Regions from separate parts of the Homo sapiens genome. Here all the other regions are linked to region 1. The links are chromatin loops, found by intact Hi-C in ENCODE. Cell type or tissue: PC-9. All regions are shown on one strand. Region 1 has its middle 85 kb from the start of FLJ13224. Region 2 overlaps TSPAN11 (tetraspanin 11). Region 3 holds the start of LOC124902912 (a long non-coding RNA gene).

The links. Hi-C counts contacts between places; a loop is a spot of excess contacts. Peaks named below come from ENCODE experiments on the same cell type or tissue, not always from the same donor. Only the 100,000 strongest peaks of a DNase experiment are listed, where the experiment ranks them.
Region 2: a loop joins it to region 1, with 4 times the contacts of the local background. A loop is called at or near these places in 12 of 110 quality-filtered maps.
Region 3: it touches region 1 in a loop (6-fold over the local background); 26 of 110 quality-filtered maps call a loop at or near these places.

What each region holds. Positions count from the first base shown.
Region 1 is chr12:31,235,253-31,243,252 of GRCh38, forward strand. No RefSeq gene overlaps it. Among named protein-coding and RNA genes, the nearest start is that of FLJ13224, 85 kb to the right of the region's middle. In PC-9, CTCF peaks have their summits at 253, 3,746 and 3,947; a DNase peak (open chromatin) is centred at 249; H3K4me3 peaks cover 324 bases.
Region 2 is chr12:30,971,024-30,979,023 of GRCh38, forward strand. TSPAN11 (tetraspanin 11) reads left to right here. Exons shown (of 8, transcript NM_001370302.1): 4 at 7,538-7,612. TSPAN11-AS1 (TSPAN11 antisense RNA 1) reads right to left here. Exons shown (of 3, transcript XR_007063261.1): 3 at 7,285-7,652. Among named protein-coding and RNA genes, the nearest start is that of TSPAN11-AS1, 31 kb to the right of the region's middle. RefSeq lists an enhancer at 6,620-7,454. In PC-9, no CTCF peak of the experiment used is centred here; a DNase peak (open chromatin) is centred at 4,308.
Region 3 is chr12:31,113,861-31,121,860 of GRCh38, forward strand. It overlaps LOC124902912 (a long non-coding RNA gene), which reads left to right and starts at 3,400. Exons shown (of 5, transcript XR_007063268.1): 1 at 3,400-3,681; 2 at 7,366-7,440. It also overlaps the pseudogene OVOS2P. RefSeq lists enhancers at 3,404-3,934, 3,935-4,464, 7,117-7,646. In PC-9, CTCF peaks have their summits at 3,445 and 3,645; no DNase peak of the experiment used is centred here; H3K4me3 peaks cover 410 bases.

The DNA of each region.
Region 1 (8,000 bases):
TAATGCCCACCCCCAGCTTTGGAAGGCGGGGGCAAGCTGACTGCCCTCTCTGTGCCTGGGGACAGGGGAGACTTGCAGAGAGCTGAAACCCTAAGCCATAAAACCGCCATTTGTTCCAGAGAGAAAAGCCAGTTTTTCAATTCCAGCCCAACCAGGAGGGTGGGCCAAGCTCAGAGAAAGAAGAGTGGACTGAGAGCACGAGTCCTTCCACGGCAGCCTGCCTCGGGCGGGACAGGCTGCAGTGGCTCTGGCTGTCCACTGGGAGTGTCCTTGGTGAGGGAGGAAAGAAGGCAAAGCCACATCTGAAGTCTCTCGGCCAGAAGAACCCTCTGTTCTGAGGCCAACAGGTAGCCCTGGTATAAGGAGAAGGTGGAAAATACAGGCACCAGAACCTTCTCTGCTGCTTATGGCTTCATAGAATGTTTTGCAGGTGACATTTCACATAAGTGGGCACCAGCCTGTCTGTCTTTGATGGAAAGACATCAGGAGGCAGGACCCAGGTCTCTGTCAGTGGCTTCCTGTCAGAGTGGCCAACACGGGATACTTAAAAATGTGAAGAAGGAGACGTCGATCAGGATAATACAATGAGCCCTTGGCCCAAATTTGGGAAGGGCCCTCTCTTTTGATGTATCTCACTACCTCAGCTGCCATCCCTCTCCTGGTCACTTCTACCCATGCTTCAGCCACAGCCCCACTTACTCCAGGAAGCCCTCCCTGATGAGTCACCTGCAGCAACCTCCTGTCCTGCAGATCCTCACCCCGTACTGCTCACTGCCTTGGCTGCTGCTCCCAATCACTCATATGCGTGCCCATGTCTGTCTGACAACTGGGCGCTCCCTAATGGCAGAAGCACATCCATATGACATTTCTCAAATGTTCCCTATAGTACAGGGAACCCAGAGCACGTCCAATGACGTTGGGATGTGAGCCTGCAGAGCTTTTCACAAATTTGCAGAACAAGCTGTGTCCTTCAGCATCATTACCTGCCCTCCCCCTCCGACTGAACCTGGAGAAGAGTCAACAGCCTGCTACCAAAAATCCCCCACAGCCCGGACTCGGATGATTCGCCTACAAAGGCTGGGGAGCACAGTCCCAGGCTTACTAATCTCCTCTCTACCCCATCCCCATTTTTTCCAGTCCCCAGAAAGTCCCAATCAATCTCTCAGCAAATTCCACAGGATCTGTCAGATTCAGATCCAGTCAACTGCAGGCCGAGTGCTCTTCGCATCTCATCTTATCTACTGCAGGAAGCAACCTGAGGGCAGCAAAGAGGAAGACAGCTGGTATGAACGGGCTCTGAAACCTACCAGCTGTGCGGCCCAGAGAAAGCTACCTAACCTCTCTGAGCTTCAGCTGCTTCAGCTGTAAAATGGCAAGTATACCGCCTTTCTCAGGTTTACTGTTGAAATCATGTTTGTAAAGTGTTTATAAAGTGTTTAGCACTCTTAGAAAGTACTCAATAATGGTAATTAACATGAAATTATCATACCAATCTCTTCAGGTAGGTATTATTGTCTTCTGTCTACCAATGAGGGTGAAGGTCAGAGACGTTAAGCAACTGGTTCAGAGCCACACAGTATCTGCTCAGGAGGCAGAGCTGGGGGTTCAGACAGAGCAGCAGAGCGTGCCCTCAGCCCTGGGGAAGTTTGCAACCTCAAGTCACAGGGACAGAGTAGCTGTGGGAACTTGGGTCAGGTACCTCCACCCCTCCCCAGGTTCAGCAGCTCCCCAGGAATCCTGGAACATGAGGCATGGCCTCAGCAAGTCTCCATTTGAGAGAATCAGCTGGGATCTCCCAGATTAAGTGTTGTTGCAGGCAGCTGGGCCAAACCGCCTGCCCTGGACCCTAGAGCTCATCAGATTGGCACCTGCTCTTCCCACACAGGCAAACACGGATGGTGCCACTGGCCGAACCCCGCCATCAGCCTTCACACAGTTGAGCTCACCAGGAAAGCAGAATCTCTAAAACTCCAGCTGCAGTGCAAGCCCAGCCCCCAGGGACACCGCTGTCCACATCTGAAATAGCTGGCGATCATCACGGGGTGGGAGACAGGATGCAGTGGGCACCTTCCACATTGAAACCCACTCAATTAAAACCCCACGTGTGGGGGACAGACACACACGTACCCATCACACCCAGTCTTACGTGTCCACTGAGACCCTGGTTACGTTAGACATGGCCTCAAAGGAAGTAGGTACTTTCACAAACATCATCTCCTTTGATCTTCTCAACCACCCTGAGGAGTATGTACTTTTGCCCCACTTTACAGATGAGGAAACTGAGAAGACATCAGGCAATTTTTCCAACATCACACAAAGGATAAGGAAAATGTTAGGATGCCAACCCCATGTCTCCAGGTTTCTTTCCACTACAGCATGCTGTTCATTTGTGATCTCGTTCATTCATCCATCCTTCCTTCCACTCATTCCTTCATTCACTCACCTATATTTTTCCCTAAACAGCTACAGGTCACCACTGTCTGGGTTGTTTGCTACTACCTTCTGCTGCTGCCTGAGAAAACCTGGGAGACTGTGATCACATTTTTTTTCCTGTAGAGCTGCCCGAATACAGCTCTTCTCAAAGCCTTGCAGCAGAGATGATACAGCCATCAGCAGCTGATCCTGGAATGAGTGTTGAGAGCAGCACAGACCACTCTACGTTTCTGCTCTGACCACAGGTCTGGCCTAGAATTTGCCCCTCCACTGCACAATGCAGGTAAAAACCTTTAAAAAAATAAATAAATGGTCTCTGAGCCTCCCAGAAATACAGCACTTAGAATGTTGTTTTTGGAGGGGGCATGTGATAAAGAATGGGAAAGATAATAAAGTAGCCTGTCACCCAGCTCACAGGCAGGTGCATGTGGCTGCAGGGGATCGTTTAGTCAATTTAATGACATATTTGTTGAGTATCTATTACTGTGCCTGGTACGGGATGGAGTGGGTCAGGGAATAGGGGAGGGCACAAAGGGAGTCAAAAAGAATAGAAAGAAAGCCGTCAAAGGGCTGATGGTCTGGTTGAGGGAAAAAGACAGGAACCATCTGCTTAGACAACACAGATATAAAGTGTACTTGAGAAATTCAGAGGATGGTAAGGTGCCTGCAAGTGGGGACACAAAAATTTCATTCAGACCATGGAATTTCAGCTAGACAGGGAAGGATGGCCAGAATTTAAACCTGGGATGGTATAGAAGAAAATTACCCAGGCCAGGCGCAGTGGCTCACGCCTGTAATCCCAGCACTTTGGCAGGCCAAGGCGGGCGGTTCACCTGAGGTCAGGAGTTCAAGACCAGCCCCGTCTCTACTAAAAATACAAAAAATTAGCTAGCCGTGGTGGCGCACACCTATAGTCCCAACTCCTCGAGAGGCTGAGGCAGGAGAATCACTTGAACCCAGGAGGCAGAGGTTGCAGTGAGCCGAGCACGCACCACTGCACTCCAGCCTGGGTAACAAGAGTGAAACTCTATCTCAAAAAAAGAAAAGAAATTACCCAAACTGCCTGCTCAACACCATTGCTAATGAAAAAGCCTGCCTTGGTCTCTCCTTCCCTGATCTTAGCTTTTCTTTCTATCTCTGCAAAGCCTCCGTATAGAAATCTGGTTTTATTGTGCCTGGTAAGGGTCCTAGTTCAGTTCTAAAACAATTAACAACCATGAAGGGACAAAAGTCCGAAGTGGGCATCTCGCTTATGGCACATCAGCCTCTAGTCATAGTCACCCTCAGACCCCATCTAGCGGCTGCCCGAATTATTTCATTCAGGGATCTGTGTGTTTGGCTGATAACCAGGCACCACTGGCCCGTGGGGTGCTATGACTATTGCAGTGTTAAAAACAAGGCACTTGGCTGGGAAGACGTCTGCCGTTAAGTGGCAGGCTCATGGACAACGGCCTCAAGGTATTTTTCCTTCAGACATTTGGTCCCACTTTGGCAAGACATCTTGGCATTGCTTGGGCAAGATATTACGCTCTGCTTCTTCAGAGCGTTGGGTGGGAGATACCCCATAGACAGCTGAAGGGACTGGGACCTTGGGAAATCACATTTAAAATTTTTGGACTTGTTTAAAATTGTTTGACTTGGTTTAAACACAGTTCAAAGCCCAGCTGAGGCATTAAGGGTTTGTCACCTAAGGTTGTCATCTAAAATGGGAAATGTGTGCTCTATTCCTCCTTGTGGCCCGGTAGGATGTATTCTGCAGAATTGGGCTGCTTTTAGCTTTGAGCTTGTGAAAAAGAAAAAGTTTTTTTTATTGCAATGCTTCCTGGCTATAATATTCCCTAGGACCTGGGGAATGGTAGCCAGGATTTGGATCTTTAACGTAAAGCCAAGAGCTAAAGAAAATTTTAGTTAGTTGTTAGTCATGGTGGACACATTTATTGGACAGGTGCAAGCCTTTCCCTGCCACACTGAGAGGGTTTCAAAAGCCTTACTGAAAGAAATTTTCCTCAGATTTGGGGTTCCATTCCCCATACACAGTGATAACGAGAGTGCCTTTATTGCCACTTTATTGCCACTTTTTTTTGAGACAGTGTCCCACTCTGTCACCCAGGCTGGAGTGCAGTGGTATAATCACAGCTCACAGCAGCCTCGACCTTCTGGGCTCACAGGATCCTCCCACCTCAACCTCCCAAGTAGCTGGGGCTACAGGCACGCACCATGTCTGGCTAATTTTTTTTTTAATAGGAATGAAGTCTCACTATGCTGCCTAGGCTGGTCTCAAACTCCTGGGCTCAAGCAATGCTCCAGCCTCAGCCACCCCAAGCCTGTTGATTTCACCATAATTAACCCACTGTCTAATTTCTCATTTTCTGACTCAACTACAAATTACTGCATAACAGAAAAATAGCGCCGGGCGCAGTGGCTCACGCCTGTAATCCCAGCACTTTGGGAGGCCAAGGCAGGCAGATCACCTGAGGTCCGGAGTTCGAGACCAGACTGACCAACATGGAGAAACCCCATCTCTACTAAAAATACAAAATTAGCCGAGCGTGGTGGCGCATGTCTGTAATCCCAGCTACTCGGGAGCCTGAGGCAGCAGAATGGCTTGAACCCGGGAGGCGGAGGTTGCTGTGAGCCGAGATCGCGCCATTGCACTCCAGCCTGGGCAACAAGAGTGAAACTCCATCTCAAAAAAAAAAAGAGAGAGAAATACCATTACATGTCCCTTGCTTCTAGGAGCTACCTTGATCAAGTTTGCCGAAGAAGGAATCATATGCCTCCCCTTTGTTTAGTTTACTATCAGATTGATGGGAATTCTAGATGCCCTTACTCTTATTACTGTGATTCCCTAACAGCCTGTTCAGGAATGCCTCCAAGCTGTATCTTGGATCGAGTTAAATTCAGCAACTCCTTACTACAAAGCAACACTCGGAAATAGACCTACCAGGTCCTTGGTTTAATCCAATCCACGAAGCCCTGCTACAAGATTCTAAACTTAATCTATACAATCTTTCTGTGTTCCTCTGTGCATCCTCAGAATATCTATTTGTTTGTAGGGGATAACAAGAAACCCTCTGGATGTATGAATGTATTGACAGCTAGCATATAGGAGGAACTTGCCTGTAAGGATACTCATTTATCCCAGTTTTCTGTACACAAAACTGCTGAAACCAAGCACTGGAAAAGCTCCCTAAAATTACTTGGTAAAACTAAATGGTCCACAACTCACTTTCGAGATATACAGATTCATACTTGCCTGGTACCAAGAAGACAGAGCTGGGTATTTCTTCAGATAAACTTTGTTACCTTGGCGGAGAACGGTGCCCCATGAGCGCAGAATTAGAAATCTCTCCCTTTATGAATTCTTGTCAAGGAAATTGCAATCGCAGCCCAGCAGAGAGGAATTAATGTATTGGGTCAGGTTGTCTTAGATAATAGGATAGCCCTAGATTACATCTTAGCGGAGCAGGGAGGAGTATGTATGGTTGCAAATACCGCGTGCTATATTTACATAAACGAATCCGTGGAGGTAGAAACTCATCTAGGAAAAGTTAGAGAGCAAGCCACTTGGGTACAACAGCCTCCCAGACTGTCTCTGAGGACTGGTTTTCTTTTCTGTTTTCTTGGATTCCTCGTGGAAAACAGTCTATGTTTTCTGGGTGGCTAAAACTAGGCATGTCAGTCTTGTTAATTGTGCTTATGCTTTCTATTATGACCAAATGTGCATTAAAATGTTGTAGTGAAGCTGTGACTAAAGCAACTAATACAATGATAGTTCAGCACCACGGTGCCATGCCTGGGACTCGTGAATATTGTGAACTCCATGCTATTATAGAAACTTTCTCTCTTCATATCCTAGTCCCCGATCTTTGCCCCAATTCAGCAGGAAGTAGCCAGAGTGGTCTGTTCCCCTATACCCCTCAGGATTGTGGAGTGACAAGGATGGAACTGAGCTGCAACAGGGGCCCCTTTCTTAGGAGCCTGAAGACCCCAAGCATGAAAATAAAGAAAAACCCTAAGTTCCTTCAAGAGAAATTCCAGGCACCTCACTATCCCCAGAAGTAAATAAGAAGGTAATAGTAGCCTAAAACAAGAGCCAAGGACGTTTGAGTTCCAGAGATGTTTGCTTTCCCTGTAGGAACTAAAGACAACAGCTGAACATACGTCCTTGAGTTGTCTTTCAGAAACCCCCACTGAGGAACCACACCGAACAGATCCACTGGCATTTAGACCTCAGATAAGGGGGAAACTGAAGATAAAACTTCTTCCTGATGGGGCTTAGAGAAAGTCACACCCCATCCCAGCCAGTTAACATTTTTCTGCAGATCCCAAATTTTTAAACAAAGCTTCTCTTCTTTAACCAGTTGCAAATCCGAAAATCTTCGAATCTACCTATGACCTGTAAGCCCCCCTCAAGATATCCTCCCCTTTTAGGCCTAAGTCAATGTGTAATCTCCATGTATTGATTTACGATTTTGCCTGTAGCTTCTGCTTTCCTGAAATTTACTCCTGCCTTTAAAAACCCTTGCCTGCAAACCATTGGGAAGGTCAGGATTTGAGCATTTAACTGCTTGGTCCTCTTTGCTTGGTGCCCTGCAAATGAACACTTTTCTGTCACTGCAAAACCTCAGGGTAGATGTCTGGTTTTACTGCACCAGGCAAGCAGACCCCAGTTCACTATAACAGAAGGCGGTGAGGAAGAACTTAGGTTTTTATTCCGAGTTTAGCGGGAAGCAGAGGCTATTAAGCTGAGTTACGACATAGTCTCACCATTTTAGTCCAAGTCTTAGTCCTAGCAAAACACTTTGGCTGCTGTGTGGAATAACGCTTATAAGAAAACAAGCATGAAGCCGAAAGGGAAGTAAGGGCCTGGGCGCGGTGGTTCATGCCTATAATCCCAGCACTTTGAGAAGCCAAGGTGGGAGGATTGCTTGAGCTCAGGAGTTCAAGACCAGCCTAGGCAACATGGCGGGACCCCGTCTCTACAAAAAATTTAAAAGTTAGCTACACATGGTGCTGCATGCCTGTGGTCCCAGATACTCAGGAGGCTGAGGTGGGAGGATTGCTTGAGCCCAGAAGGTTGAAGTTGCATTAAGCCATATTCACGCCACTGCGCTCCCGCCTGGGCAATAGAGCAAAAGCTTGTCTCAAAAAAAAATTTGTTTAAAGACAAGTAAGGGAAATCTTCCAGTATTCTAGGTGAGAGGTGATACTCTAGACTAGGTTGAAAGCACTGGTAATAAAGAATAGTGGATGGACCGGGGATATATTTTGGGAGTAGGGCCAGAAGAATTTGCTGAATGCCTGGATGGGGAAAACAAGCACCAGGGAGAGCTCATGAGTGTCTAGCTAGAGCTACGGAAGAAGATGGGAGAGGGGCAAGGCAAAGGGTCGAAATCAAGAGTTCTCTTTGGTTCAGGTAAATCCAAGATGAAATTAGATGTCTGGACAACATGCCGAAAAGAAGAAAAAAAAGAAAAGAGAAATTAGATATTGAGGTGGAAATGCCAAGTGGGCAGATGGATACACCCATCCTGAGTTCTGAGGAGAAGTCTGCCCTAGAGGCT
Region 2 (8,000 bases), 260 kb before region 1:
ACAGAGCCAGCTGGGAGCCTCGGGCTGGGCTCTCCTCCCTGCAACTTAACCTTGGCAGGGTCTTGGGTTTTCTTTGGCTGTTGATGCCCTGTTCTGAGAATAGGCTAGTACCTGCCTCTCATCCCAACCTGCCTGGACTGCCTTGACTAGATATGGCTTGGCAGGAAGCTTCACAAACCCTATCTCTAATTATTCAGAATGGCTGGAGATACAGAAGAGGAATGCTTCAGTGAAGCTCCCTTCTTTGTGGCAGAATCAATCCAATGGAGAAATTTTGAAATTCCAGTTTTATAAAGTTCTTCAAACTTACCTCAAAGATGGCACCAGCTGATGCTGAGCTGCCCTGTCTCTTATGCACCAGTGAATGTGCCCCAAAATCTCTATCTGGGGCTCAGCTTGCCCGCAAGCGATGTTAAGTCCAACCCTCAATTTCTGGCAGGACATGGTGGCTCATGCCTATAATCCCAGCACTTTGGGAGGCCAGGCTGGGAGGATTGCTTGAGACCAGGAGTTTGTGACCAGCCTGAGCGATATGGTGAGACCCTATCTCTACAAATAAATAAATAAATAAATTTAATTAGCCAGGCATGGTGGTATGCACCTGTAGTCCCAGCTACTTAGGAGGCTGAGGTGGGAGGATCGCTTGAGCCCAGGAGTTCGAGGCTGCAGTGAGCCATGATTGTACCACTGTACTCCAGCCAGGGTGGCAAAGCAAGACCCTATCTCAAAAAAAAAAAGAAATAAAAAGGACTCAATATCTAATTACTCACCTTAATGTCACAGTGAAATATTTCTGCATATTTCCTGCAAGGCCTCGTGTAAAAAAAAAAAAATTGGTTTGGTTCAGAGAGTACTATGCTGTTCTAGCTTCACTTTGGATCTATAGTTTTAGAAAATATCCAGTTTTGCTTCTAGTTTAAACTGTTCCATTAAAGAATTAATAGGAAATAAAATCGCTTTGCTACATGGGGAAAGATGAATATTTGGATCCCATTCTATGCTTAACACACTGCTCCAGCTTGGCATATTTTGAAATGGGATAGTTTTTATGGAGGACTCTGGGGCAGATGCTACAGGAGCTTTCTTTGGAATTCTCGTTACCTGTTTCCGTCAGACCACAGGGGATCGATTTTGGAAGGACCGGCAGCCCTGGACCTGCAGGGGCAGACCAGTCACAGAAACCAGAGTGGAGCTGGAGGTCAGTGGGATAGGTTCAGGTCACACCAAGGGCACAGGGACCATGAAGGCAGAACCAGGTAAAGATCAGAGCCAGGAGGGCAAGCAGGGATCAGCGTGTACACAGTCCCAGGGAGCGAGACAAGCAGGGAGGCCCCAGAGTCAGGGAAGCTCAGAAACAAGGATGCTAACAGTGAGACCATGGCTCAGAAACTTCTGGCTCAGGGAGGGCTTCATGGAGGCTGTGCCTGAGCTGAGAGTGTTGGTGGCTGAGCAGCCAATAAGTAGAACACAAATGGGGTTGGGGTAGGGAATTCCAGGCAGGAGGAACAGCGAGAGCAAAAGGCACAGAGGCTGGAGGCTTCGTTGTGCACGGTTCTGTGTGCACACACAGGAGTGTTTCTCAGGCTTGTACAACAGTGCCTTACCTAGCTTCTGAGGTAAGAGCAGGCTGGGTTGAATAAAGTGAAGGGCAGAGGGGGCAGAAACAGGCATTAGAATCCATGGCCATGAACCCAGGATGAGCCAAGGGGTGGAGTAGCAGGGAGGAGCAGGTGAAAGTTGCTCTCGTGCCATTCTTGGCAAAGAGGAAAGCCGGCTGCGCAGGGGGGAGGTGGGGGGAGGGCCACCTAGATTATCTCTTGCCTGCCCCACTGGTGCCCAGGACAGCTGGCAGGGGACTGAACACAGGGCAGTGACGGATGCTTATGCGCCCAGGGAGGGCTTCCCTGGGCTTCCTTCTATTCTCTCCATCTTCACCTACTCATTCCTCACCTCTCCTGACACTCTGTCCTTTGCGGAGGAGCACTGACACCCCTGTGTTCACCTGAACCATACCTGCCCTAAAATGCTGAATCCACCCTAAGTGAGCCCAGTGAGCTCATCCGTCCATCCCTCCCCCATTTAGTGGGGACAGTACCATGCAGCAGGTCAGAGCACAGGTTCTGCAGCTGGAACTCCTGGGTTCTGTTCCTCGCTCACCACGTACTTGCTATGTGACCTTCAGCAAGCTACTTAGCGTCTCCAAGCTCCTGTCCTCATCTATAAAGCGAGGCTGATGCTCGTGCCCATGTGGCAATGTGATGAGCAATGCTAGTACTCATCTCCAAGCGTGGACAGGAGAGACCATGCAATGTGCTTGCAAGGGGGGCTGGCACCTGGGAAAGCTTGTACACGTGGGCTGTTACTGTTACATGTGGGTACCATGTGCTAGGCTAGGCTTGGTGCTCCAGGGCTGTGCAGATGAGTAAGGCACTGCCTCTGCCAAGAAAGGGTTATTTTTTTTTCTTTTGCTGGAAGGGATGCCTGTCTATTGCTCCCACTACAGAAAACCTGCCTGCCCTCTCCTCCTCTACTAAGTTTTGAGAAGCAAGGCCAGCCTGCCCTGAATTGGGGTACTGCCTCCTAAGCCATGGGCCAGTGATTCTGGAGGCTCCCTGCAGAGAATTCTGGGCTCTATTGGTGGAGCGGGGGCCCTCTCTGGCACAGTGAGCTAGGAAAAGCAGGACACCATGAGGTCCTGTGAATTCTAACTACATGGAAATATGGGCTGAGAATTTCTTATTACTGACTTTTGTATAATAATTCAAAAAGCAATACCAAACCCAACTTAAGGCAAAAGGTGTTTCCAGAACCTTCTTGATGCTTCCTAGAGTCAACCCTAACACAAACCTTATGGCGTCACACCCCTCCCCAGCTCACTGAGGCAACTGGAGGAAACCACAGCTGCTTCAGAAAACAGGTGATCCCCAAGGAAACACTGAGAGCTCTTGGGTTGTACCTGGCCTCATGGAATTCCCTCATGGAATTCCAGCCCCGGGGTCCCATGGGGATGTGAGCTGAAGCAATATAGGCTTCCCTGATCCTTCCTTTTGTCAAGGCAAGTAGCCTTCTGCCGCAGAGGTGCCCTCCCAGGCAGGTACAGTGCTGCACATGCTTCTGTCCATGTTCTGTTTCCAGCTCTTCGGGAGCTAGGTAACATTCCTTGGATCTTATTTTTGTGGCTCCCACAGTGCATAGGGACACATACGCAAATCAAGTCCCAGCATCAGCCTGAGAACCTGAAGGTAAATGTGTGACCCAGGGTTTTGCAACCTCGGCACTGCTGGCATTTTGTGCCAGATAATTCTTCACTGCGGGAGACTGCCCTGCACCCAGTGGGATGCTTAGCATCCGGGCCTCGACCCTCTAGATACTCCTTTTGCCAAATACCCACTGGTTGCAAAATTGTGCCAGGTTGAGAACCACTGGTGTAAATTTAACTAAGGTAACTGTGCTATGCTACTCTCAGATCAGAAAAAGATTAAGCTACTGCCCGCAGCATGGGGCTGGTTATGCTCCAGCCAGTTTCTGCTGTCTCATAGGTGTACTTTATTAGAAAGTGCACTCCTGCGTCTTTATCAGGGGATGTCTGCTAAGCGTTATGTCTAGACCCAGCACCATACCAGGCACTGTGGAGGAGCCAGAAGCAACCTCAGATGTGGTCCCTGTTTCTCCGAAGCTCACAGTCATGCTAGGGGACAGAGTGGTAACACCTGAAGCAAGAGCAGTGCTACGGAGCAATGGGTAAAGTTGTGTCACTCATCCGGTGATGACCTACACTGAGGAACCGCACGGCAGGCGAAGGGGAGGGACACAGAGGTGAAGCCCAGTCCAGCTGAGGAGAGAAGGGCAAAGCAGAGAGTGCAGGTGTCAGGAGACAGCAGATGACGCGCTGCAGGCATTCAGACGGTGGGGAGTGGCAGTTGCTCCTGCCCAAGGATAGCCTGGTGGAGCCAAGACTGAGCCGAGCTGGGTGTGGAAGGACAGGTAGGCACCAGCATTCCAGGCAGGGGGACAGGCAGGGCAAAGGCCCAAAGGCTGGACGCTTGGCCTGTGTGAAGAGAACTGTGTGCAGCAACACCAGGAACACTTTTCAGCTTTGCACACAGAGCCAGCGTGTGCCGCAGGGGCCCTGAGATGATCGCGCCGGACCCAGGGAGTCAGGAAAGGCTGGGTAAGGTGCAGGGTGGAGGGGCAGAGGTGACAGGTCTGTCAGAGCCCATGACCTCACCCGGCTGAAGTCCCAGCATCTTGATGAGGGACCCTTTGCCTGCCTCCTGGGCCTGTCACACACCTGTCCAGGTGAGTCACACACCCGCAGCCTCCCTGCTGTGGAAGCTGCTGCCTGGAGCCAGCACCTGTGCCCACCAGCACCCGGCCTCAGTCCCCTTGAAGCCCCAGGCCAGGCCCTCACTCCCCTTCCAGGCATCTTAACACACTGGAGCTCGAGAAGGCTATCCCCACACACCACCGCCACTGCCAAGCTCTCTCCCCTCCTCCTGACCACTCCGCAGGTCAGATAGCCTGTTTGATGCCTCTGAACCAGCCTGTGCAGGGGTAGCATGTACTAATTTAGCCAGCCACTAAACCAATGGGTGAGGTTCAGTATCTCTACCTCCCCATCCTCCCTGTTCCCCACCCCGTCTTCAATAGTAACTGGGGCAGTGGCTTCCCCCGAGAAGTGGCGTGACACTGCCAGCTATCCAGGAGTATCCTACGGGCCTGACTCACAGCTCACAGTGGTGGTGGAGAGAAGGAAGGTGGAGAGATGCCAGGATGTGGCTCTCCTAGCTGCCAGCAGCCTGGGTGCTCCTGTCAGGGGCACTCCATCACCTCTTCCTCCCATGCCCCAGAGGTCTCTGGGAGCCACTGGCATCAATGCCTTCAGGTCCTGTGCAGCAGGAGGGATCCGGCCTCAGCACCGTAGCTGAGGATGGTGGAGGGAAGTTTGGAGCAGGCAGGAAGGGCACGCATGTCAGAAAGGAGCCGCAGGGCCCAGCAGCGCATGGCAGGGGAGAGCCCCTGAGTCAAGGAGACTCAGAAACAAGGATGCCTCACCCTGGGTGGGGTGAGGGTGAATGTGTAGCCATGCTCTGTCTGATGGGCCGGGCTTCTCCCAGGGGGATCACACTCTGGCATGGGCTGGCTACGCCTGCCTCTGGCTGACAGGGACCGTACCCCTCATGCTGTGGGACCTGGAGCTCTGGGAGGGCAGGAGGCGGGTTAGATCACTGGAAAGTACATTTCCCCCTCGTTGGGTCCTCCTTGTCCCTAAACTTTGCGTCCTACACGAGGGGACCAAAGAAGGCTGAAATCCAGCCCATGCAACTCTTGCTGAGCCACGTTTTTCTAATTTGCACCTAAGCACTAGCAGCCATCCAGCTAGAGCCAGCATGTGGTGGAGCCTGGACCCAACCCAAGTCCACTGACATTTCCCCCAGCTTTCCTCAGTGTTTGGGCCCTGCTTCTCAGAGGCTCCTCAAGCAGGAGGACCATCCACAGACGCTCTCTTCAGCCTCCTGCCTCAGCTTACCCTGCATACCACTCAGTACCACACGCAGACCCAGGCCCCTGTCCTGAGGCCCCCTTCAACCACACTCCTCCCCAGGGAGTGGAAAGTCCGTAGGGCAGAGGGAACATCCCCTTGTGGAATCTGCAACTCCCTCCCGCCACTTCCTGACCTCCTCCCAGGGACCCAGGAGAGTGAATCCTCTGTCCAGACAACCTGTGCCTGCAGGCAGCATCTGCAAGCATGTCCTGAGGCTGACTAGACCCCTGGCATATGTGCCCCTAGCCTGCACCACACCCAGCCCTCTCCACACACCTCCCATCCCGCAAGGGGCATCTGACCCTGGGGGAGGGGCACACAGAGCTGGAGGTTTTTCCTGATGCAGCGAAGAGCCTGGGGTAGGAAAGGAAGGGGCAGGGACCTTGCATTTGTGCTCTTGGCCTCAGGCCCCACAAATGATGGGGCTAGGCCTGACACTGTTATTCTGAGACTGGAAACTCTGTGTCCCTGATGCTGGGAGCCTATAGGACACAGTAAAATTGCAATGAGGAGGTGGGTAATGCACTTCATTTGAAAGGAAACCTTGCTCTTGGACCACAGTTCTTTTCCTGTGAAAAGAAATGGCCCCTCTCCCGTATTCCTTAATCCCTGCCCATGCCAGGCTCCCTGCTGAGTCGTGCAGGAGATGGTTGGGCAAGGCCCATGGGCCCATGGATTAGCATTGCCTCTGAAATGCTCTGTCTATCCTGGGCACCGCCCCCGCTCCGCCGCCACCCGCCACCGTATCCCCCCTGCCCACACTCCTTTCCCTGCTGGGTGAGCCCTAGAGTCTCAGTCTCACCCACAGGCTGGGCCTTCCCTAGAATCCAGCCATCCCAGTGACCACGGGTAGCTGCCCTGCTGTGGCCAGGTGGGCGGGCAGTGCCCGGGGGCAGCCTGGGTGGCAGGTGCTCATGAGTCTGGCTGAGCTTCCCCACAGTGGGGCCAATTTCCATCAGTAGTGCTCCCCCTCTCTCCTCTCTTCTCTATTCTCTCTCCTTGTCCCTGTCTGTGAGCTCCGTGGCTGCCTGTAGCCAGCTTCATCCCCCTCTCCGTGCTCCTCCAGGGTGGGGAGAGAGGGAGTCCCAACATGCCTTCTAGGCCTGTTGGCTCCTGCAAGCAGAGTTGGTCGAGCAGGGTCTCAGGAGCCCTCCTGACTGTGCAAGCCAGGTGGGAGTGAGAAGGAAGCAGGGCCCATGTCCTTCTACAGGTCACACTGAATGCACGGCTGGGAAGCCAGCAGCAGCAACAGGGCTGTGAGGTGGGAGAAGCAGTAATGAGAACCCCTGCAGGGCCATGTAGAACAGGAAATGGGCATCAGGGCTGAAAGACAACACAGGAATCACCTTCCCCTGGACCTCTGATTTGCTTTTTCCTGAGCCTTGGTTGTCACAGTCCACGCTGGTCCCTGCATTCCAACTACAAGGGCACTCTCCACTCCCTGAACACAAATGCCCCATGCTTCCTGCAGGCTCCAGGCTTTTCACTTGTTCTCCCCTCTTCCTGGAATGTGCCTCCCTCCTTCACTTAGCAAATGCCTATTCAGTCCTTAAAGATGTTACTTAGGCGTCACCACCTCCAGGAAGCCTTCTCTGACTGCCCACCCTACCAGGAGCCTCCCACCATTTCTAGAGCTTACCCTGTAGTTGCATTTGTAACACAGCATTGCAGTCACTCATCTGTCTTCCCACCATCAATAACTTTGAGAGCAATAGTTGTCTTACTTACGCTACCTGGCATCTGGCATATGGCATGTATTTAATACATATTGGATGGGTACATGCCGTACTGAATTGTCAGCAGACCAAAGAGGGAAGGAGTAAGTGGGGAACTTGGTGCCAGCAGCCAGTGAGGCTGGTACATCCAGGAGGAAGATGGCATGGATGATAGGGGTCCCAGCAGGTATCTCTACCACCCCCACCACTGTGGGGAAACATTTGTCATAGCAGCAACCCGATCCCAGTGGTGACCGTCCTCTCTCTTTGCTGCTAGTATTTCTGCCTGTTGCTCGTCATCTTCCTGGTTGAGCTGGTGGCGGGAGTCCTGGCCCATGTGTATTACCAGAGGGTAAGTGACGTTTCCTCCTCCTGCATCCTCTGTCAGTGTCCTGAAGAAGCAATGTGGGTAGGGAGGTTTGCATTGTGATGAGGGAAGCTGAGGAAGGCACAAGGGCGGTCCTGTTTCCCAGGCCCCGGCAATCCCCCTACATATCTGCATCCCAGCTGCTGGTCCTGGCTCCAGCAATTCTGTGCTGCATCTGTGGATGCTGATGTCTTCCACATGGGAGCTGGGGACGGGGGCTTCCCAAGGGACATTGCGTCATCCCTCTCCCCTTCCAAGAATGGTCTAGAGGATGAATCCATCTGTCAGAGACATCCAAGAAGAAAGGCCTGGGCCAGGGTCACATGCCAGACCCCGAAACAGGATCGGGCCTTGCCTGCCTGGATTAAGCAAG
Region 3 (8,000 bases), 120 kb before region 1:
CTACAGTTAACAATGCTGTACTGTATATGTAATATTCCCTAAGGGAGTAGATCTTAAGTGCTTTGTCACAAAAAAAGAAGAGGTAACTGTGTGAAGAGAGGGATGTGTTAGCCAGCTAATTCACATATAGTCACGCTAGATGATAACAATCAGCTCACTATATATATCAAAACATCACACCACATACCTTCAATACACAATTGTAATTTCAAAAAATTATGGCAAACTTTGTAAGACTTTAGTCAAATTATAAAATAATTACATATCTACTCTGTGACCAGACTGTGTTTGATAGGGAGATGATGTTTCTAAAATGGAAAGCTATCTAGTCACATAGCCAGGGCATATATGAAATAGCCTTGGAACTAGCAAGGAGAAGATGATCAGTGGGATAAAACACTGGTAATCCTTAACGTCCCTTATTTTTTCCTTTTACAAATCCTATCATACATATCTATAAGAAATTGAAGCATCCAATTATCCTTGGAAGGAAAAAAGAAAAACTTTAAAGAAAAAAAAATATGGCTAAACTTACATTTTCCAAGTAGAAAAGAACATGGTCATTCTTGACTTCAGTCTTCATCACTTGGCCCTTGTTTTCAAGCTTTGAAGAAATTGTTAGGGAAGGATAGAGAATAGATATTAGAACAAATGACAGCGCCACTGCAGAACTGAATGTCCACTCTTTTCTACGTCACGTTCTGTTTTATGGAACATTCCTTGGTGCCATGATGTTTTCATAAACACAGGTAGCAACTAAAGAAAAACATATGATGAACCATGGGAAATACTGACTGCTAATTGGTACAAATGAAGTACACCAGCTCTCCAGTGTTAGCGCAAAAATACAAAGGTGAATGTTGAAGAAGAATTCTATAGTTTTGTTTTGCTAAACTACGGCTAAACAAGTATTTATTTTATCTTTATACTCTATGTAGCTGTCTTTGTGATGAAAGATTAGGCTTCTATTATTTACCTCTTCAATGGATGACATGGTTGGAGTAAATCCTGATAGCATTTTTACATCTATAACCACCATACTGGATTTATTGCGAATTCCAGTGTATCTGAAAATTTTAAGAAAACACTCGTTTAGATATCAATTTTAAAAAGTGACTTATCTCATAATGAGAGTGCCAGGTGGATAAATACTAATTGGCTAGAAATCTGGAGGACAGGTAAAAGCTGAAGAGAAAATATCGGAAGAAAGTCATTTTCAAGCATCTGTGAATAGGCACAACCAGAATGATAATGAAAGAGATGATACATAGCAACAGAAATTGGAGCAAATAATGAATTATCTGGACATGAAATCTTCCCCAAACCCTGCTTTTAAGCTTACCTGCAGTCTCAAAGTTTGAACTGATAAACAGAGCTTCTAAATCTTTTACATATACTTAGGTTAGTGTTAGAGTTGCGTAACACTTAGAGGACATCTTTGCTTAAAAGGTGGTATATGAGCATAATTATAGAGTAGATGTGTCCCCAGGAGAACTTCTAGCTCAGTTTCCTGCTTCTGGATAAGACTATTGGGGTATGAAGTTAAGAGTTCCATAGTTCATCAGGGCGTGGTTGCTCACACCTGTAATCCCAGCACTTCTGGAGGCCAAGGTGGGTGGATCACTTGAGGGTCAGAGTTCAAGACCAGCCTGGCCAATATGGCAAAACTCTGACTCTACTAAAAATAGAAAAATTAGCCAGATGTGGTGGTGCACGCCTCTAATCCCAGCTACTCAGGAGGCTGAGCCGTAAGAATCCTTTGAACCCAGGAGCTGGAAGTTGCAGTGAGCTGAGATTGTGCCACTGTGCCACTGTACTGCAGCCTGGGTGACAAAGTAAGACTCTGTCTCAAAAAAAAAAAAAAAAAAAAAAAACCAAAAAAGAAAAAGAGTTCCCCAATTCATTGAGTTCTTAGCCCTGGAGCTCAAGCGATTTTTATTTAGAAATTCTAAAAAATATCTCCCAAACTAATTTTACTCAATGTTTTCCACATATTAACTAAGGCTAAAAGCCTTTAGCATCTATAAATCATGCTTGAATTCAAGAGGATCATTTCGTTTTTCTATTCTGAAAAGTAAAAATCTAAAATGTTACTCTTTACAGTTACAAAATAAACATTTGTGGGCTTGCTACTATATGACCATGCATGCTTGTCTTGAGAAAGAAATATAGAATCTCTGTTTTTCAAAACTAGGAGTACTTCCATACAACAGAATAAAAAGTATCATTGAAACATCAGTGCAGTGAAAGCTTTCAAATCCTGCTCACATAGACTGCATGTTTTCTTGCCTCATTTTAGCTCTGATTTAGCTGAAGATGTACTAAATTGTGGTGTCCGGACAGACGGCTAAAAAGTGACTGTGCTGTAGAATTGTCACCACCAACATGAGAACTCATTACCATGATTTATATTTTGTTATTTCACTACTGTTTGAACTTTTAAAATATTTTACCATCTTGTTCACGTGGGAGTTACTGTCAAAATATGACACTTACTTGAGGTTCACTGTGAGGTCAAAAACAGTCAAAGAGTAGTTCTTTACTATTTCCAAGGAAAGAGAAAATCCAGATGCCTTCTTAGGTAGGAGAACATTGTACTTAAGGGTGGCCTAGAAAGGATAGCAAATTATAAGAAAACCCATCCTGTATTAAGAATTATACAGTCTGACTATAGTCAGTAGTAATGTGATTTTACATTTTAAAATAACTAAGAGTATACTTCGATCATTTGTAACACAATGGATAAATGCTTGAGGTGATGCATACCCCACTTGCCCTGATGTGATTCTTACACATTGCATGCCTGTATCATGCACCCGGTAAATATTTACACCTACTATGTACCCACAAAAATTAAAAATAAAACATTTTTAAAAAGAAAGAACCTATTGTTTATTTCTATTACTAATGCAGTTTACATCTTTATCATCAGGGAATCAGGTTAAATTCTTTAGTTTTCAGAATAACGTAATTTAATGAAGATAGAATACTTTCTAATAGCAATATTCCTCAAACTTCTCTTAGACAGCTGAGTAGCTTTTCATAAAGTAACTTGCAATTTTGGCTATTGATCATGTAAATACACAAAACGGTCAAATAACACTTCACGTAGAACTGAACAGACAGTCTGACTCTTTTACTGGCAAACACTCATCACCCTCTTAGGCAGATTTCTGTAACCTGGATAAATGTACAACCGCGTCCTTCCACATCTACTGTGTATTGTCCAGGTGCCTGTGTTACTTCTGAACGTTGGACCAGTAGGCGGTTATGACCGTTAAACTGGATCTCACTGGATCCTTCACTGCTAAAGGTGACAGTGTTTTGATTCTTAGAGAAGAGCCCCTCTTCCCCGCCTGGCTCTTAGGATCCCCATTGCAGGGCGGGGAGGCACCCACCGCGAGGGGGAGACTGAGAGCCAGTCCCTCCCACCCCCGGCTCTTAGGACTCGCATCGCAAGCGGGGGAGGCACGCCACGCGAGGCGGGGACTGAGAGCCAGCCCCCCTTCCCCCCGGGCTTAGGACCCCCATCGCGGTTCCTAAGATCCTTAGGACCCACCTGGAGGACTGTGGGTATGGGGTGTCCAAGAAGAAAGCTCAGATCTGCCCACGGCAGGTACCTTACTTGGGATTTACAATCGACAGGGGTCCGAACGCAGCCCGGGAAAAGAAAGAAAGCAGGTCATTTACAATCTACCGGAGCCAGCCCGTCTTCCCCTCGCTTGCTCTTAGGTCCCCCATCGCAGTGGGGGGAGGCACCCCTCGTGAGGCGGGAACTGAGAGCCAGCCCCACCTCCCCCCTGGCTCCTGGGACCCCCATCGCAGTGGAGGGAGGCACTCCCCGCGAGGCGAGGACTGAGAACCAGCCCCTCTTCCCTCCCTGGTTCTTAGGACCCCCATCGCAGGGACGGAGGCACCCGCAGCGAGGCGGGGACTGAGAGCCTGCCCCTCTTACCCCCCTGGCTCTTAGGACCCCCATCGCAGGAGTCGGAGGCACCCCCCGCGAGGCGGGGACTGAGAGAGAGCTCCTCTTCCCCCCCAGGATCTTAGGACCCCCATCGCGGGGGGGGAGGCACTCCCGCCAGGCGAGGACTGAGAGCCAGCCCCTTTTCATCCCCTGGCTCTTAGGACCCCCATCGCAGGGGGGGAGGCACACACCGCAAGGCGGGAACTGAGAGCCAGCCCCACTTCCCCCCTGGCTCTTGTGACCCCCATCGCTGTGCGGGGAGGCAACCCCCGCGAAGCGGGGACTGAGAGCCTGCCTCTCTTCCCCCCCAGGCTCTTCGGACCCCCATCGCAGGCGGGGGAGGCACCCCCTGCGAGGCGGGGACTGAGAGCCAGCCGCTCACTCCCCCTGACTCTTAGGACCCCCATTGCAGGGGGGGGACGCACACCCGGAGAGGCGGGGACTGAGAGCCAGCCCCTCTTCCCCCCCAGGCTCTTGAGACCCCCATCGCAGGGGGGGGGCAACCCCCACGAGGCGGGGACTGAGAGCCAGCCCCTCTACCCCCCCATGGCTCTTAGGACCCCCAATGCAGGCGCGTGGCACCCCCCGCGAGGCGGGGACTGAGAGCCAGAACCTCTTCCCCCCCTGTGTCTTAGAACTTCCATCGCAGCGGGGGAGGCACTCCTCACGAGGCGGTGACTGAGAGCCAGACCCTCCCACCCCCGGCTCTTAGGACCCACATCGTAGTGGCGGGAGGCACCACCCGAGAGACGGGGACTGAGAGCCAGCCCCTCTTCCCCCCCTGGCCCTTGGGACCCCGATCGCAAGGGGGGGAGGCACCCCCCGAGAGGCGGGGATCGAGAGCCTGCCCCTATTCCCCCCCCTTGGCTCTTAGGACACCCATCTCATGGGTGGGAGGCACTTCCAGCGAGGCGGGCACTGAGAGCCCGCCCCTCTTCCCCCCCTGGCTCTTAGGATCCCCATCGCAAGGGGGGAAGACACCGCCCACGAGTCGGGGACTGAGAGCCAGCCCCTCTTCCCCCGCTGGCTTAGGACCCCCACCGCGGATTCTAAGATCCTTAGCACCCACCTGGAGGACTGGGGGTTTTAGGTGTCCAAGAAGAAAGCTCAGACCTGCCGACCGCAGGTACCTTACCTGGGATTTACTATCCGACAGGGGTCCGAACGCAGCTCGGGATCAGAAAAAAAGCAGGTCATTTGCAATCTACCAGAGCCAGCCCCTCTTCCCCCCCTTGCTCTTAGGACCTCCATCGCAGCGGGGCAGGCACACACCGCGAGGCGGGAACTGAGAGCCAGCCCCTCCCACCTCTGGCTCTTAGGACTCACATTGCAAGTGGGGGAGGCATCCTCCGCGAGGCGCGGACTGAGAGCCAGCCCCTCTTCCCCCCCTGGCTCTAGGGACCCCCATCGCAGGGGGTGGAGGCACCCCACGCGATTCGGGGACTGAGAGCCAGCCCCTCTCCTTCCCCCTGCTCTTCGGACCCCCATCGCAGGGCGGGGAGGCACCCACCGCGAGGCGGGGACTGAGAGCCAGCCCCTCTACCCCCCGTGGCTCTTAGGAGCCCCATCGCAGGGTGGGAGGCCACCCGGCGAGGCGAGGATTGAGAGCCAGCCCGTCTTCCCCCCTTGGCTCTTAGGAGCCCCATCGCGGGTGGGGAAGGCACCCCCCGCGAGGCAGGGACTGAGAGCCAGCCTCTCTTCCTCCCGTGGCTCTTAGGACCCCCATCGCAGTGGGGGGAGGCACCCCCCGCGAGGCGGGGACTGAGAGCAAGCCCATTTCCCCCCCCCCCGGCTCTTAGGACACCCAACGCAGAGGGGGGAGGCACCCCCTGCGAGGCAGGAACTGAGAGCCAGACCCACTTCTCCCCGGCTCTTGGGATCCCCATCGCGGGGAGGGGAGGCACCCCACACGAGGCGGGGACTGAGAGCCAGCCCCTCTTCCCCCCCTGGCTATTAGGACCCCCATCGCAGGGGGGAGAGGCACCCCCCGAGAGGCAGGGACGGAGAGCCTGCACCTCTTCCCCCACGGGCTCTTAGGACCCCCATCGCAGGCGCTTCGCACCCCACGCGAGGCGGGTACTGAGAGCCAGCTCCTCTTTCCCCCGTCTCTTAGGACTGCCATCGCAGAGGGGGAGGTAACCCCCGCCAGGCAGGGACTGACAGCCAGCCCCTCTTCACCTCTGGCTCTTAGGCCCCCATCGCAGAGTGGGGAGGCACCACATGCGAGGCGGGGACTGCGAGCCAGCCCCACTTCCCCCCTGGCTCTTGGGACCACCATCGCAGTGGGGGGAGGTACACCCCGCGAGGCGGGGACGGAGAGTCAGCCCCTCTTCCCCCACTGGCTCTTGGGAACCCCATCGCAAGGGGGAGAGGCACCCTCCGCGACGCGGGGACTGAGAGACAGCCCCTCTTCCCCCCCTGGCTCTAGGGACCCCCATCGCAGGGGGTGGAGGCACCCCACGCGATGCGGGGACTGAGAGCCAGCCCCTCTCCGCCCCCCCCGACCCCGCCCGGGTCTTCGGACCCCCATCGCAGTGGGGGGAGGCACCCCATGCGAGGCGGGGTCTGACAGCCAAACCCTCTTCCCCCTCTGGCTCTTATGACCCCCATAGCAAGGGGGGAGGCACCCCCCGCGAGGCGGGGACTAGAGCCAGCCCCTCTTCCCACCCTGGCTTAGGACCCCCATCGCGGATCCTAAGATCCTTAGGACCCAACTGGAGGACTGTGGGTATTAGGTGCCCAAGAAGAAAGCTCAGATCTGCCGACGTTACTTGGGATTTACTATCCGACAGGTGTCCGAACACAGCTCGAGATCAGAAAGAAAGCAGGTCATTTGCAATCTACCGGAGCCAGCCCCTCTTCCCCCGCTTGCTCTTAGGACCCCCATCGCAGCAGGGCAGACACACACCCCAAGGCGGGAACTGAGAGCCAGCCCCACTTCCCCCCTGGCTCTTGGGACCCCCATCGCTGTGTGGGGAGGCTCCCCCCGCGAAGCGGGGACTGAGAGCCTGCCCCTCTTCCCCCCCCAGGCTCTTCGGACCCCCATCGCAGTGGGTTGGAGGCACCCCCTGAGAGGCGGGGACTGAGAGCCAGCGGCTCTTTCCCCCTGGCTCTTAGGACCCCCATTGCAGGGGGGGGGACGCACCCCCCGCGAGGCGGGGAGTGAGAGCCAGCCCCTCTTCCCCCCCAGGCTCTTCGGACCCCCATCGCAGGGGGGGAGGCACCCCCCGCGAGGCGGGGACTGAGAGCCAGCCCCTCTTCCCCCCCTGGCTAAGACCCCCATCGCGAATCCTAAGATCCTTAGGACCCACCTGGAGGACCCTGGGTATTAGGTGTCCAAGAAGAAAGCTCAGATCTGCCGACCGCAGGTACCTTACTTGGGATTTACTATACCACAGGGGTCCGAACGCAGCCCGGGATCAGGAAGAAAGCAGGTCGTTTGCAATCTACCGGAGCCTAAGGGCAGAAGGCAGGTGAGAGAATTCTTAGGAGCTGTGGGGTTTTGTAGACTGTGGATCCCAAACTTTGCAGTATTAGCCAAGCCTTTGTATGAGGTCACAAAGGGGGCGGGGACCGGGAAGCTTTGGAATGGGGATCCCAACAACAGGAAGGCTTTCAGGAGTTAAAGGAAAAACTTCTGGCAGCCCCAGCCCTGGGGCTACCGGATCTGACAAAGCCTTTTCCATTGTATGCGTCAGAGAGGGAAAAGATGGCAGCTGGACTTTTATCCCAAACTGTGGGGACCTGGCTGAGGCCGGTGGCCTAAGTCTCTAAACAAGTAGACAGGGTTTCTACAGGATGGCCCCCCTGTTTGAGGGCCTTGGCAGCAACTACTCTGCTAGTACTAGAAGCAAATAAGCTGACTCTTGGGCAAAACCTGAACATAAAGGCCCCCCCAAACTGTGGTGACTGAGAGCCAGCCCCTCTTCCCCCCCTGGCTCTTAGGATCCGCAGTGGACTCACAGCCTGTTTACCATATTGTGAGTAATATCATCTCCCCCTCTGGAGACCTCTGGAGATTATGAACTGTTTC